Linked DNA regions of Homo sapiens: all the other regions are linked to region 1. Evidence: chromatin loops called from intact Hi-C (ENCODE). Cell type or tissue: GM12878. All regions are shown on one strand. Links, peaks and the distances in the headings refer to the core of each region. The heading gives the core; the rest is flanking DNA.

Region 1 (8,617 bases), core at 2,768-5,267:
AAATAATCTAAGTAGATTTTGAAAAGATAGTTGATAAATTTCAACAGCCATTTCTAATAAAACTCTAAAGTCAATGAAACAATTGATATATTTGACTATATTAAAATTAAAAACTTCTGACTGGAGCAGTGGCTCACTCCTATAATCCTAGCACTTTGGGAGGCCAAGGTGGAAGGATTGCTTGAAGTTTGATACCAGCCTGGGCAACTAAGCAAGACCCCATCTCTACAAAAACAAAACAGAAAAATTTGCTGGGTGTGGTGGCGCATACCTGTAGTCCCAGCTACTTGGGAGGCAGAGGCAAGAGAATTGGTTGAGACCAGGAGACAGAGGCTGCAGTGAGCTATGATCATACAATTGCACTCCAGCCAGTGTGACAGTGAGACCCTGTCTTAAAAAATAAAACAAAATAAAAACTTATTTTCATGAAAAGATACCACATACAAAATGAAAATGTAATCTGTAGACTGAGAGAAAATGTTTGCAATATTTGTATTTTCACAGAATTTTTTTTTTTTTTTTTTTGAGATGGAATCTTGCTCTGCTTCCTAGGCTGGAGTGCAATGGCACCATCTCAGCTCACTGTAACCTCTGCCTCCTGGGTTCAAGCAATTCTCTGCCTCAGCCTCCTGAGTAGCTGGGATTATAGGCACCTGCCACCATGCCTGGCTAATTTTTTTGTATTTTTAGTAGAGATGGGGTTTCACCATCTTAGCCAGGCTGGTCTTGAACTCCTGACCCTGTGACCCTCCTGCCTCAGCCTCCCAAAGTGCTGAGATTACAGGTGTGAGCCACCACACCAGGCCAGAAGTTTTTTTTTTTTTTTTTTTTTTGAGACTGGGTCCTACTCTGTTACCCAGGCTGGAGTGCATTGACATGATCATGGCTTACTGCAGCCTTGACCTCTCAGGTTCAGGTGATCCTCCCACCTCAGCCTCCTGAGTTGCTAGGACCACAGGTGTGCACCACACTCAGCTAATTTTTATTTTTTATTTTTTTATTTATAAAATATATTAATTAAAAAAAAACAGAGATAGGGTCTTGCTATGTTGCCCAGGCTGGTCTTGGTTTCCTGGGCTCAAGCAGTCCTCTCATCTCAGCCTTACAAAGTGCTAGGATTACAAGTGTGAGCCACCGTACCTGGCCTAGTCAGAAGATTTAAATAACTTTTTTTTTTTTTTTTTGAGATGGAGTCTCACTCTGTTGCCCAGGCTGGAGTGCAGTGGCACTATCTCGGCTCACTGAAATCTCTGCCTCCCGGGTTCAAGCGATTCTCCTGCCTCAGCCTCCTGAGTAGCTGATATGACAGGCATGTGCCACCACACCCAGCTAATTTTGTATTTTTAGTAGAGACAGGGTTTCACCATGTTGGCCAGGCTGGTCTCGAACTCCCAACCTCAGGTGATCCGCCTGCCTCGTCCTCCCAACATGCTGGGTTTACAGCCATGAGCCACCATGCCCAGTGCTTTGTTTCTTAAGTTGTGTGGTCGGAAAAAGGTTATTCTTTATTTTTCCTCTCTAGCTTCAAGGTCCTCTTATCTGTTTTGTGTCCCAGGAGGCAGAGGCTGACCTACATGACCTGCACCAATGAGCTTCCTTGCTCTCTGGCTTCCAATTGGGTCCAGCTAGTAGGGATCGTAAGGAGATGGGGAGGGGTAGAAGAGTAAAGCTGGGCTATCATCCTCATGTTTCTCTTTCGTTCAGGGTTTTCTTATTTACTTAAATAGTCTATGTGAACATGGAGAAAATATGGCAGACACAAATCCAGTTCTTGACACGGGTGTGGTAAGAGTTGGGGGTGGGGTAGAGGTGCTGATATGAGTGCAAGGGAAGGAAAGAAGAAAGAGAAAGCCAAACCCAGAAGGAAAAATAAAAGGATGTAAGGGTCAGATCCGGGCATTTTATGAAAGCTCTCTAGTGAATTCTGTTTTTCATCTAGACAGAATCAGCCAATGCAAACTCTTTGAGGCAGAAGGAGGCCAGCATGGCTGGGCTGGGTGACTGAGGGGCAGGATGGTAGGAGTAGAGGTGAGAGGTGGGGTGGGGACACTGTAGGAAACAGGATTTGGCTCTTACTCTGATGTCTGGACTAACAGCGTTTTGCTAATCTCATCCATAAATTCTCTTATCACTTGGGAGGAGATTTGTCAAACTCTCCCCTCCCCTTCACCGCCACCCTTATGGGGTTAGTCTCACTGTGCCTGGGGCTAAGGAGTGGGGCATTTCTAACCCTCGGCATCTGCGCAAAGGGCTGATGGGTAGTTTCCAAGTCAGAACTGGAAGAACAAGTCAAATCTGGGTTGCCAGTCAGGTGGGATAAATAAAGAATGGGAGCCAAGGTAGGGAGTCAAATGCAGGGCTTTAAGGAACCACGCCAGACAGGAGGGAGGGGCAGCGGTGCAGGCCAGCGGGAGGGAGGGATTCAGGAAGTGAGGCGCAGACATGGCAGTTTAATTTATCTTCATCACAAATCTTGAAATCACTGGAGCAGCTACTTGCCCTCTTACAATCTAGACATCAATCTAGAGTTTCAATTTCCTCTTACCAGTCTTCTATTTTTTCATTTGTAAGATATTCCCCTTGATAAAGAAAAGAGAAGTGAAATTGTTAAAATACCAATTTTCTTTGTTTGTCAGCGTCGCCATCTCAGTCCATTCTCTTCCCACAGCCACAGCAATCTTTCTAGTAAGCAAAGCTGATTGTGTCTGGCTCTCTCTCACATTTACAATAAAATCTAAACTTTTCTCTCTTTTTTTCTCTTTTTTTTGGGGGGTGTCAATAAACCTTCCCTAATTTTATCCCCGCCCCCTTTTAGAAAACGTTCCTGGATCATCGCTGCATTTTTGCTATTCCTTTCTGTAACCTTGCCATTCAAAGAGATGCCATTTGCGGTTACAGCAGTTTTTCAACAGTGGCAGTATTTGAGGTCAGATAATTCATTTGTCGTGGTTGGCTGTCTGTGCACTGTGGGACGTTTAGCTGCATCCCTGACCTTTACCCACTAGCTGCCAGTAGCACTCCTCCAGTGGTGACAAGCAAAAATGTTACCAGACATTTCGAAATCTCCCCCGGGAGCGATATTGCCTCTGGTTAACCATTGGGATAGGGTGTGCTGTTTCATGTCTACCCTCCCCTACGCCTGCTCCTCTTTCTGCAGGCAGTGGCCTTCTCCCTGTGGTTATCCTGGCAAACGCAGGCTCATCTCTCAAAATCTCTGCTCCGTGCTCCCTCCCTGGTGAAGCCTTCCCCGTCTGTCAAGGTGGAGTTAGGCAAGTTGGCCCTCCCATTTAGATGGCACCTTGCTATTAGAGTCAGATCGAATTGTAATTCAATGGAGTTGTCTGTTTCCATCTCAGGCTGAGGGTTTAGAAGGTCAGATTGTTTTTTAGTATTTTGTCTCCTGTACCCAGTTAAGTACCTGGGCCAGAATATTGACATCTAGGTGTATCTTTAACAATTTATGTTTCAATGTTGGAAATGATTAAAACAGTTTAGAAATAACATTTAAAGGCAGATTAATTTTTTTTGCCTCATAACTGATATGATGTCTGTGATATCTAGATTTTAATAAGCCACCACATCTCACATATGATATTTTGTATATGATTTGTGAATAGTTGCCTCTAGTTATTAAACTTGTTTTTGTCAGGTCGGGCCACACAGTCCCACGCCTGTAGTCCCAGCACTTTGGGAGGCCGAGGTGGGAGGATCTCCTGAGCTTAGGAGTTTGAGATCAGCCTAGGCAACATGGTGAAACCCCATCCCTACAAAAAAATATAGAAATTAGCCAAGGGTGATGGTGCATGCCTGGAATCTTACCCCAGAGGCTGAGGCAGGAGGATCACTTGAGCCCCAGAGACGGAGGCTGCAGTGAGCCAAGATAGCACCGCTGCACTGCAGCCTGGGTGACAGAGCGAGACCCAGGTCTCAAAAGAAAATAAAAGAAAAAAGAAACAAATAACAAACTAAGACACAAACACACTCATTATCCTAGGCCTCATTAGGCGATAGAAATTTTTCAGCCCCGTTGTAATCTGTTGTATTTTCAGTCCGAATATCTACTGAACTGTCATGTGTCATGTGAGTGTACTCTTGAATAACCACCTGCATAAAGCCACGCTATTATTTGACAATAATTTAGTATTTCTGCATTTTTAGTTATTTAGGACCAACTATACTTTAAAACGTTATTCCATTTGGGAAGCTCATTATCTATCAATAATAATTGTGAAAAATATTTTTAACATTTGATTTTTAAATACCTTACCAATGCTGCCATCTCCTGGATGCTTTTAAGCACTGTAACAATCAAGGAAGCTTACAGTTCTTAATAGTGGTTTCCAAAAATAACATGATATATGCCTATCAAAAGCTTTTATTTTTTGCCCCGTTCTTTTTCTTTTTATTTTTTTGGTTAGTTTGCAGAAGGCCTGTATACATTTTTACTATTTGCTCCATAAAATAGTTGACTATCTACCTACCTTTCTAACCTCCCACCGCTGGAGACAGAATGGTGTAGTAGTACTGTAGTGTAAAGTGATTATGCTACTTTTATTTTGCCTCTCTAGACCAATATCCACCCTTCTCTACTCTGCTTTGTGTCCTAGGAGGCAGAGACTGACCTATATGGAATGCATCAAGAAGCTATCTTGACTTTTAGCTTCAAATTGGGTCTGGGCAATGGGAAGCACTCAAAGGAAATTAAAGAGAAAGAAGAGCGTAGAGCTGGAGAGTTTATCCCCCCCAGCTCCCTTCTTATGAGGTCCCAGGGCTCTGTCCCTTCAATGAAGGTCATATCCCCAACAAGAGCCCTTACCAAAATAGTTCACTCTATGTTAGGGAAATAGTATTTACATCCTTTCTATATCTTTCAGGCCTAAAGATGATAACAGTACCTAAATGTTGTGAAACCCAGAGCACTTTGCTGTCCCCTGGGGTTATCCTACATTCTGTCCATACCTTTTAGATGCTCCTTTTATTAAATAGCTCCTTAAATTACCTAGCTTGAATATATTTCATTTCGTCCCGACCAAAACAATGAGAATAATGATAGCACTTAACTCAGGCTTGTTACAAGTGTTAAGTAAGTTAAAACGTGATTAATGTTTAAACCATGTCTAAGAAAAGAGATAAAAATGAAAGCAATAGGAAAGAAAATGATAGTGATAGGAGACAAAGATGATCCAATACTAGGATAATTGCTATTTGTTTAGTGGTTAGAAGTTCCCCCAAATCAAATATTTCTATTGAAATTGTCTTTAAATAAACAATTCAGAGATAAAAAAGAGAAAAACTTTTGTTTTAACTGTAAAATAAGTTTATTGGTGGTAACCTTATATAATTTTATTCCTGATAATTGATGTTACAAACTTTGGGGTCTTTGAGGTATGCAGTATCCTTGTATGTAACTTGCATAAACCCCATTATTTGAGCTCTCTTAATTGCTTTTGTGATTTCTTTCCGTGTCTTCCCACAAAGACCTGTTACGTGCCTTCCATAAATGCATCCAGTAAATGGAGAAATAAAATGAGACAAAAGCGGTACATTCTTATAATTTACATGCTTTCCACATGATATCTATGTTAAGCGTGTCTATATAAGAGACCACCTGAGCAGGCTTAGTGTCAGCAACAAGGCTGTTTATTCACTTGGGTGCAAGTGGGCTGAGTCCGAGAAAGGAGTCAGTGAAGGGTGGTGGGATTATCACTGGTTCTTATAGGTTTGGGATAGGCGGTGGAGTTAGGAGCAATTTTTTTTTGTGGGCAGGGGATGGATGTTACAAAGTACATTCTTAAGGGTGGGGAGGATGTTACAAAGTACATTCACAAGGGCAGGGAGGAGGTATTGTCACAAGGAGGGGGTGGGGATGTTACAAAGTACATTTACAAGGGCAGGGAGGGTGTATTGTCACAAGGCAGGGAGGAATGTTATAAAGTACATTCACAAGGATGGGGAATATCACAAAGTACATTATCACAAGGACAGGGGAATGTCACGATGGCTTGATCATGGTGTGGCCAGCTCAGAGGACCTTACATTCCTGTCTTTTTATGTTAATAATGAAGAACTAAAACGAGAAAGAGTAGTGAAAACTTGAGGCGAAAATTTTGGGGGTGGTCTGGAGGGGTGATGGGCAACGTTTCTCAGGGCTGCTTCGAGCGGGATTAGGGGTGGTGCGGGAACCTAAAGTGGGAGAGATTAGACTGAAGTAAGATTTTGGGGTAAGGGGTGATATTGTCAGGTTGTTAAAAGCAGCATTTGCCATATAGAGTGATTAGTGATAGCCTGGATGCGGTTTCGTAGGAATTGAGAGATTAACCGGAAGACACGAGGCCCGAATAAGAGAAGGAGGAAGATAGGTATTAGAGGACTAACAATTGGAAGAAGCAGGATACCCAGTTTTTAGAGAGTGGCCAGGTGGGTCCAGGATAATTAGTTGCCTGATTAGCACGTTTTTGAGCTCTGTCTTTGAGTTTTTTGATGTTATCATATACCAGGCCAGATTGATTTAAGTAAAAACAACACTCTTCATTAAGAAATATACAGAGTCCTCCTTTTTCAGCAGTGAGTAAATCGAGGCCTTGGTGGTTCTGGAGGACAGCTGCAGCTAAAGAGTCAACCTGGGCTTGGAGGACAGATAAAGTTTGTGATATATCTGTAATGCTAGCAGAGAAGTCATTAGAGAGGCTGCAGAATGTTGCGGCAGCGGTTGAGATGCCTGCTATTCCAGTTTCAAGTGCAATAGTGGAGGCAGAAAGTCCTAGACCCACAAGTAAAGGGATTAGTGGGATGACTCTTTTTTGTTGTGTTGGTGTCATGAGGGGGACAGGCAGTTGATCGTTCCCATCTGCAAACTGGATTTTGGGGGTAAGGAAGACTAGAGTACATGTGCCTGTCCAGTTGGCAGGTAGGCACATGTAGGTGGAAGAGCCACATAAAAAGAAGAGACCTTGTGTCAGGCAGAACTGGAAATGTAAAGTGAAAAGGTGAGAGGGTGTACTGAAAGAGGAGACCTGTGCCCAGAATCCCAGCAAGGGCAGCAGCCATTAGAGGTTGTAATGGGAATTGATGGTGCAACTGCATGGAGGCAGAGGTTCGGTTCTCATGGTGTATGAGAAAGCACATAGTGTCTACGAGTAACCTTTCACTGTTATTCATGGGGCTGGGTATAAGCAAGCAAGAGGAGGGGCTAGGAGGAGAGTCAGATGAGCAGGGGGAGGGTAGCCAAGGCTGGAGTGAGATGCAGGGTAGGTGTCTTCCTAAACAATAGTGACTGCCAATGTTTTTTAGTTTGTCAGTAATGATAGAGGCTTATCAGTAATGTGAAGTTGGAATGCTCCCATCTGTTTGGTAATGTGTGTGGCTGGGTTCTGGAGATAAAGAGTAAAGGAACATTTGGACGGTGGAAGGTTGTCTAAAGGGATTCCAGTAGGCTGTTGTCAGGAGATGCATAAAGGAATGGCAATAGGGATAGTTGTTTGTGTGGTTAGGGGTCCAAATATGGGGGCAAGGGTGGAATTGACATAAGGAGAAAGGTGCCATAAGTAGATGTTGAGAAGTGTGGCAGCTCGTTGGTGCGAAATGTCTGGGGAGTTCTCACCTAATCTGTCTAGAAAGTAAAGAAGTTCCTCAGATGGGTAAAGATGAGGGCTATTAAAGGAAGGTTGGAGGTGCAGGGAGACAGGAGAGGTAGCCCAGTTGGCCTGTAGAGCGGGGATGGCTGTATAAGAGCAGGAAGAAAGGGAAATGCATAGCCAACAATTCTTTGCTAGAGAAGGATTGGAGGCAGTGAGGAGAGAGTGGGTGAGATTGATAGTATGCTGGAGGTAACTAGGGAGAGGTAGAGAGTGACTGGAGAATGGGGGCAAGGATAAGAGTGAGTAGAAAAGTAAAAAAAGGACTTCATCAGGATAGAATTGGAGTGTACCTTGCCACTGAAGATCTTCTATCCACTCCAAGAGAGAGTTAAGGGTGGTGGTTTGAGGTAAAACCAGGAGATATCAGTTATGATGGTTTGGAGGAAAAGTGTAAACTGGCAGTGTAAACAAGGGCAGGGCATTTGCGAGTAGTTGAGAATGGTGAATAGGAGTATGATTAGACAGAAGATAGTAGGAATGACAAGTTTTTGGGGTGCAGTCCAAGTAGTGGGGGTGATTGCGTAAAGCCCTGTTGTAAAAAGCAGGGTAAGGACCAATAGACCTAATAGAATGAAGGGATGTATTAGGCTCATAAGGGTTATTACTGTTCTTCAGAAATGTGAGTTTAAGGGAAGTAGGGGAGAGTACTTGTGACTTCCAAGAGGAAGAGGAGAGATCAGGCTGGCTGTCCGAGGGACACAGCTTTATTCTGGAATGGTGAACCCAATGGGGAGGGTCCTGCAGGTGGATGGCAATTGGGGTACTATAGATGACTAAGTAGGGTCCGGTCCGTCAAGGTTGTAGAGTTTGAGGGGTCAGATTTGTAACAAGAACTGATCATCCAGCTAGGGTGTCTTCATATAGCTGGGAGTCTGGAGTAGGCAAGAGAAGATTAGCAGCCTGGTGAATTTCCTGTCTAGCCTGCTGGAGGACTGGAAGACAGTCACCTAGAGGGCTGGTGTCTGTCACGAGGTTGGGGC
Region 2 (2,500 bases), core at 1-2,500, 380 kb before region 1:
GGAAAAAAAAGAAAACTCTACTTTGAGAAAAGGATGTCTGCTGAATGAGAAACTTATTTTTAAAAAGGCACTTGGAAATAAAAATCTGTCTAGAGATAATGCAAATCATAACAGGAATGTGTGATGTGCTTAAATATTGGCACTGATGAGAAATGCGGAAGTGAAACATGTCACAGAAACAGATCATTATGGAAACAGTGGTCTACAACTGAACTGACTCCTTGGACTCCGTGGTACGTAACTCTTTTGTCTTACCAGGGAAGAGGAAATGAGACTACCTACTGGCTGACTGGGATGAAGGACCAGAAATTCAACCTGCCAACCCCTCCTACTGTGTAAGCTTCTGGGTGTGGCAGGGACAGGGAGGAAATTAGAGATCTTGGCTTTGTTAGTTACAGCCAATTTAAATTGGCAAATGCCTTACAAGTGGCATATATTGCATAAGAAGTAAGGGACTATACATGAGAAGGTTTAGAAACCTCCCTTCCTAGACTGCAAGAAGGGGATTATCCTGAAACCCTGCATTTTCCTGAGACCTCAATGAAACAGAAAAGTATTTAGCCTTGGCTTCCCTGTCTGGAACACAGACTTGCTTCCCTGAATCAGATGTGGGGGCTCAGTATAAAACTACCTTTTTTTTTTTCCACTGTGGATCCTTTATCCCAAGAGGGAGCTTCCACCTGGAAAAGAGGAAGAATGAACAGACTATTTAGAACTTGAGGAGATTTTGTTATTTCATTTATTTCATTTTATTTACTGGCTCTGTATTCATGATATTTTTAACTGTCAAAATTATGTTTTAAATGCCTTATCTGCATTAAAGTATACTTAACTTATAGTTTATGCAGAAAATATACTATATATTAGACAAGAATGAGTTAAAAGTTTCCTGAGTCTGGGTATGAGCTTCTACCTATTCTGTCCACTTTCTTAGACTGTACCAGTCATCATCTTGTTCTTGCTGAAAAACTGACTATATTGCCCTGCAATAAAGCATGGCAAAGCTAGCGTTGTGTTCCAGGCTTGCTCGGGAGAACAGAAGACACTTTAGAGTTCACTTCATGCATGTCTTGTTCTGACAAGAGTGGAGCATACTGGGGGCAAAGAGGCTCTCTGCATTCCACTCCTGTCTTCATCTTTCTGTTGAGTTGCCTGATGAAAACAGGACCTGCCCCAACCCCAAGACTGCGGTTCTGGGTCTTAACATGAAGTCTGTGTTCTCCCTGAGATGAGGAAGACAAAGTTTCAGGGTTAACTGACAGGTTTCACTTCTCCTAAAGGTGACTCAAGCTGTCACCCAGTTGCCTGTCAATACATGTTACTGCAGCCATATGGCCATTTCCTTGGCTTTTGCTATGGTTGAGAAACTCTGTCTTGCAGAGGCCTAGATGTCAGACCCAGAGAGATGGCAACCTTCTAGAAAAGCCAAAACAACCCAAATCTTCCCTGGGGCATGAGAAACCTGGCTCCTTACTTGGAGTGTTCCAGGTCCATTCTAAACTCGTGGTCCCCTCCACCATTCTAAGCCTTCCCCAAACAAGACTCACACTGTTAAGTATGTGTGGGACCAATGAGTTTTCAGGGTTGTGTGGCAGGGGCCTAGCATCCTCCCAGCTTCTTTTCCCCTTCCTGCAGTGGCATATGTAAACCTAGATCCTCCCAACCATGCCTCCAAATTCCAGCAGCATATTGTTTCACTTTGAAATTGAAGCCTAATTTCCTAGCAGAGATAACAGTTTTTTAAGCTCATCAAAGGCAGGGATCATTTTGTATTCTTTGGATTTCCTGTGTCTAGCACAGAATAGGCATTCAAAGAGTAACTGACTAACTGAACTGATTATTCTGGAGCTAAGGAATATTCTGTATGAATTGCTGAGAAGTTCTATTTTCTCTTCCCACTCTGTTTCCAGGGAGAATCAACAGCGTTTGCAAGCAGAATTTTCAGACATGATTGCCAACTCTTTACAGAAAAGACAGGCAGCAGGGATAAGAAGCCAAAAACCCAGACGGGTAGCCAGCTATAAAAAAGGCACTCTGGAATACTTGCAGCTGAATACCACAGACAAGGAGAGCACCTATTTTTAAACCTAAATGAGGTATAAGGACTCACACAAATTAAAATACAGCTGCACTGAGGCAGCGACCTCAAGTGTCCTGAAAGCTTACATTTTCCTGAGACCTCAATGAAGCAGAAATGTACTTAGGCTTGGCTGCCCTGTCTGGAACATGGACTTTCTTGCATGAATCAGATGTGTGTTCTCAGTGAAATAACTACCTTCCACTCTGGAACCTTATTCCAGCAGTTGTTCCAGGGAGCTTCTACCTGGAAAAGAAAAGAAATGAATAGACTATCTAGAACTTGAGAAGATTTTATTCTTATTTCATTTATTTTTTGTTTGTTTATTTTTATCGTTTTTGTTTACTGGCTTTCCTTCTGTATTCATAAGATTTTTTAAATTGTCATAATTATATTTTAAATACCCATCTTCATTAAAGTATA
Region 3 (2,500 bases), core at 1-2,500, 430 kb before region 1:
AATAGTATAGAAATACGATATGCATGACTGGAACTTGCATCTGTGTGTACACAGCTACTAAGTAACAAAACATTTCACCAAGAGATTACACCATCCCTGTTCTTTCATTTATTTAACAAAGATATTTATTTAATGCCAGACAATGTTCTGAGCACCTGGGAAATAGCAATGGACAATGCAGATTTGGTGCCCGTCCTCATCCAAGTCCTCAGCATCTGCTTCCTGTATCACAAAAATGACGTCAAACTGACTTCCTGCATTAGTCCTGCCCACTTCCATCCAACCCATCCTGCTATCAGAAAGAAAGCACAAGTCCAATCATGTCACTGCACTGTTGCTAACATGTCAATTGGCAACTCTGCTTTACCTACAGAATACAGTCCAAGTTACTTAATACAGCACAAAGTGCCCGTAATCTCCCTACTTATCTTTTACTCACCTATCCCTTCCCCATGCTCTCAGCTTCCTCCCTACTTCCTTAAAGCGTCATGCAAATTTATGCCGCTGTGTCCTTATTTATGCTACTCCCTCGGAATAGAATTTATCACTTCTCCATAGAGGTGGGAAACATCTACTCATCCTCAAGATTTAACCGGAATCTCAACTTTCCTTAGCTTTTTTTTTTTTTTTTTTTCCTGAGACGGAGCCTCGCAGTGTTGCCCGGCCTGGAGTGCAGTGGCCCAATCTCGGCTCACTGCAACTTCCGCCTCCCAGGTTCAAGAGATTCTCCTGCCTCAGCCTTCCAAGTAGCTGGAACTGATTACAGGCACCTGCCACCGCGGCCGGCTAATTTTTATGTTTTTAGTGGAGACGGGGTTTCACCATGTTGGCCAGGCTGGTCTCGAACTCCTGACCTCGTGATCCACCCGCCTTGGCTTCCCAAAGTGCTGGGATTACAGGTGTGAGACACCGCGCCCCCTCAGGGCTTATTCTTATTCATATTTCCTTGCCCCAACACAGTGCCTTGGAATGAATAAATGAATGAATGAATGAATGAATGAATGACAACATGAGATAACTGAATATATTTCTACTCTGGACTCCAGCACTCATCTATACTCTGTTAATTTCAGTCAATTTATTTCTCTTTTCTAAGTGTGAGTTTCTTCCCCTGTTAAATCAAGAAGTTTATCAGGTTCCTTCCAACCGTAATATCATATGACCTTGAGGTTATAAACTCTCATTCATTGTGAGATGAGTTAAATAGAATGTGATAACTACAGCAGCCACCAGAAGGCAGCAGAAGCTTAACCTTGGAATTTAGAACTTGATACTGCGTTTATCTAAAAGGCAAAACTGAAAAGCATGTTTAATTAAAAATGACTACATTTAAATAGTATATTTAAATACTATATATAAATATTATAATTATATCTAATACAGTGAGATGTTCATACTGTAGGAGGCAGAGAATTGAGGTGGGCTGAGGAGTCCCCATATTCCCTCCAGTTTATACTCTAGTCTAGGGGATGTGCAATTTTGATAGACCAGTGAGTGGGATTATCTACACTGTTGAAAATGTATTTCTTGTACTCACTTTCGTTTTCTGGGGTTTAGGGCGTGAGAATGGTGGGAGTGGCAATAGTGGTGATAGTGATGGAAGTGGTGATTGTAGTAACAAACAGAATTCACCAGTTAAATGTGCCCATAATGCAAGTTCAACTCCAAAGTATGAATTTATTTCTGCCCCGATGAGAGTAGAAATCCAAAGTTCACATTTTCACCATTGAAAATTTCCCATGAACACAAAACAAGGTAATAGAGGCAAAGTCACATGTCTGCAAAGCATAAACCCTTCAAATTCAGCCCTTATACAAAGGAGCTGTAGTGTTTACCCCAAGCTAAACCATCTACTTCAGAAGGACATAATATGATTAAACAAAAACAGTTTTAAAATACATATGACATGAGACCCCTAATGGCACAGGAGTCTTTCTATATGAATTTATTTATGTATTTTAATGTCCAAGCACCTTCTCCTTGCCTCTTCTCAGGCAATAAGATGACCAGGGCCAGGTTTTTCTTCTATTATTTTTTATTAGCCATTTTTATTGATACTTTACCAGGTCTTGTGCTGGGTGCCAAAGGTGTAAGGATGAACAGGAATGAATAAGTAGGACATGGACTGTGCCCCCAGGAGTTTAGATTATGGTGTCATGATAGAGAATACAGTGTGAAGGTTTAGGATTCTGCTTTCATAAAGAAGTCCTAAAACCTCATTTTCGGGGCACCTACATCAATTATATTTTAGCACAGAAAAATTCACACATGGCTGGGCACAGTGGCTCACGCCTGTAATCCCAGCACTTTGGGAGACCAAGGTGGGCTGATCACCTGAGGTCAGGAGTTCGAGACCAGCCTGGCCAACGTGATGAAACCCCACCTCTACTAAAAATACAAAAAATTAGCTGGACATGGTGGCGTGCGCCTGTAATCCCAGATACTTGGGAGGCTGAGGCAGGAGAATCTTTGAACCTGGAGGGTGGAGGTTGCGGTGAGC

The links. Peaks named below come from ENCODE experiments on the same cell type or tissue, not always from the same donor. Only the 100,000 strongest peaks of a DNase experiment are listed, where the experiment ranks them.
Region 2: it touches region 1 in a loop (4-fold over the local background); 65 of 110 quality-filtered maps call a loop at or near these places.
Region 3: it touches region 1 in a loop (15-fold over the local background); 62 of 110 quality-filtered maps call a loop at or near these places.

Annotation. Positions count from the first base shown.
Region 1 is chr12:14,234,051-14,242,667 of GRCh38, reverse strand. It overlaps the pseudogene MRPS18CP4. Among named protein-coding and RNA genes, the nearest start is that of ATF7IP, 130 kb to the left of the region's middle. RefSeq lists enhancers at 3,270-3,349, 2,504-3,443. In GM12878, for the core only: CTCF peaks have their summits at 3,024 and 4,292 (motif pointing left); a DNase peak (open chromatin) is centred at 2,977; H3K4me3 peaks cover 725 bases; H3K27ac peaks cover 1,198 bases.
Region 2 is chr12:14,612,702-14,615,201 of GRCh38, reverse strand. GUCY2C (guanylate cyclase 2C) reads left to right here. Exons shown (of 27, transcript NM_004963.4): 26 at 259-335; 27 at 1,911-2,500. The coding sequence ends at 2,085. PLBD1-AS1 (PLBD1 antisense RNA 1) reads right to left here. Exons shown (of 6, transcript NR_120465.1): 3 at 2,276-2,323; 4 at 632-680. Among named protein-coding and RNA genes, the nearest start is that of PLBD1, 46 kb to the right of the region's middle. RefSeq lists a silencer at 302-351 and enhancers at 884-1,133, 1,154-1,253, 1,264-1,313. In GM12878, for the core only: no CTCF peak of the experiment used is centred there; DNase peaks (open chromatin) are centred at 201 and 1,271; H3K4me3 peaks cover 303 bases; H3K27ac peaks cover 2,366 bases.
Region 3 is chr12:14,663,353-14,665,852 of GRCh38, reverse strand. All of the region lies in intron 10 of GUCY2C (guanylate cyclase 2C), which reads left to right. It overlaps GUCY2C-AS1 (GUCY2C antisense RNA 1), which reads right to left and starts at 217. Exons shown (of 6, transcript NR_186173.1): 1 at 156-217. In GM12878, for the core only: a CTCF peak has its summit at 1,227 (motif pointing right); a DNase peak (open chromatin) is centred at 1,225.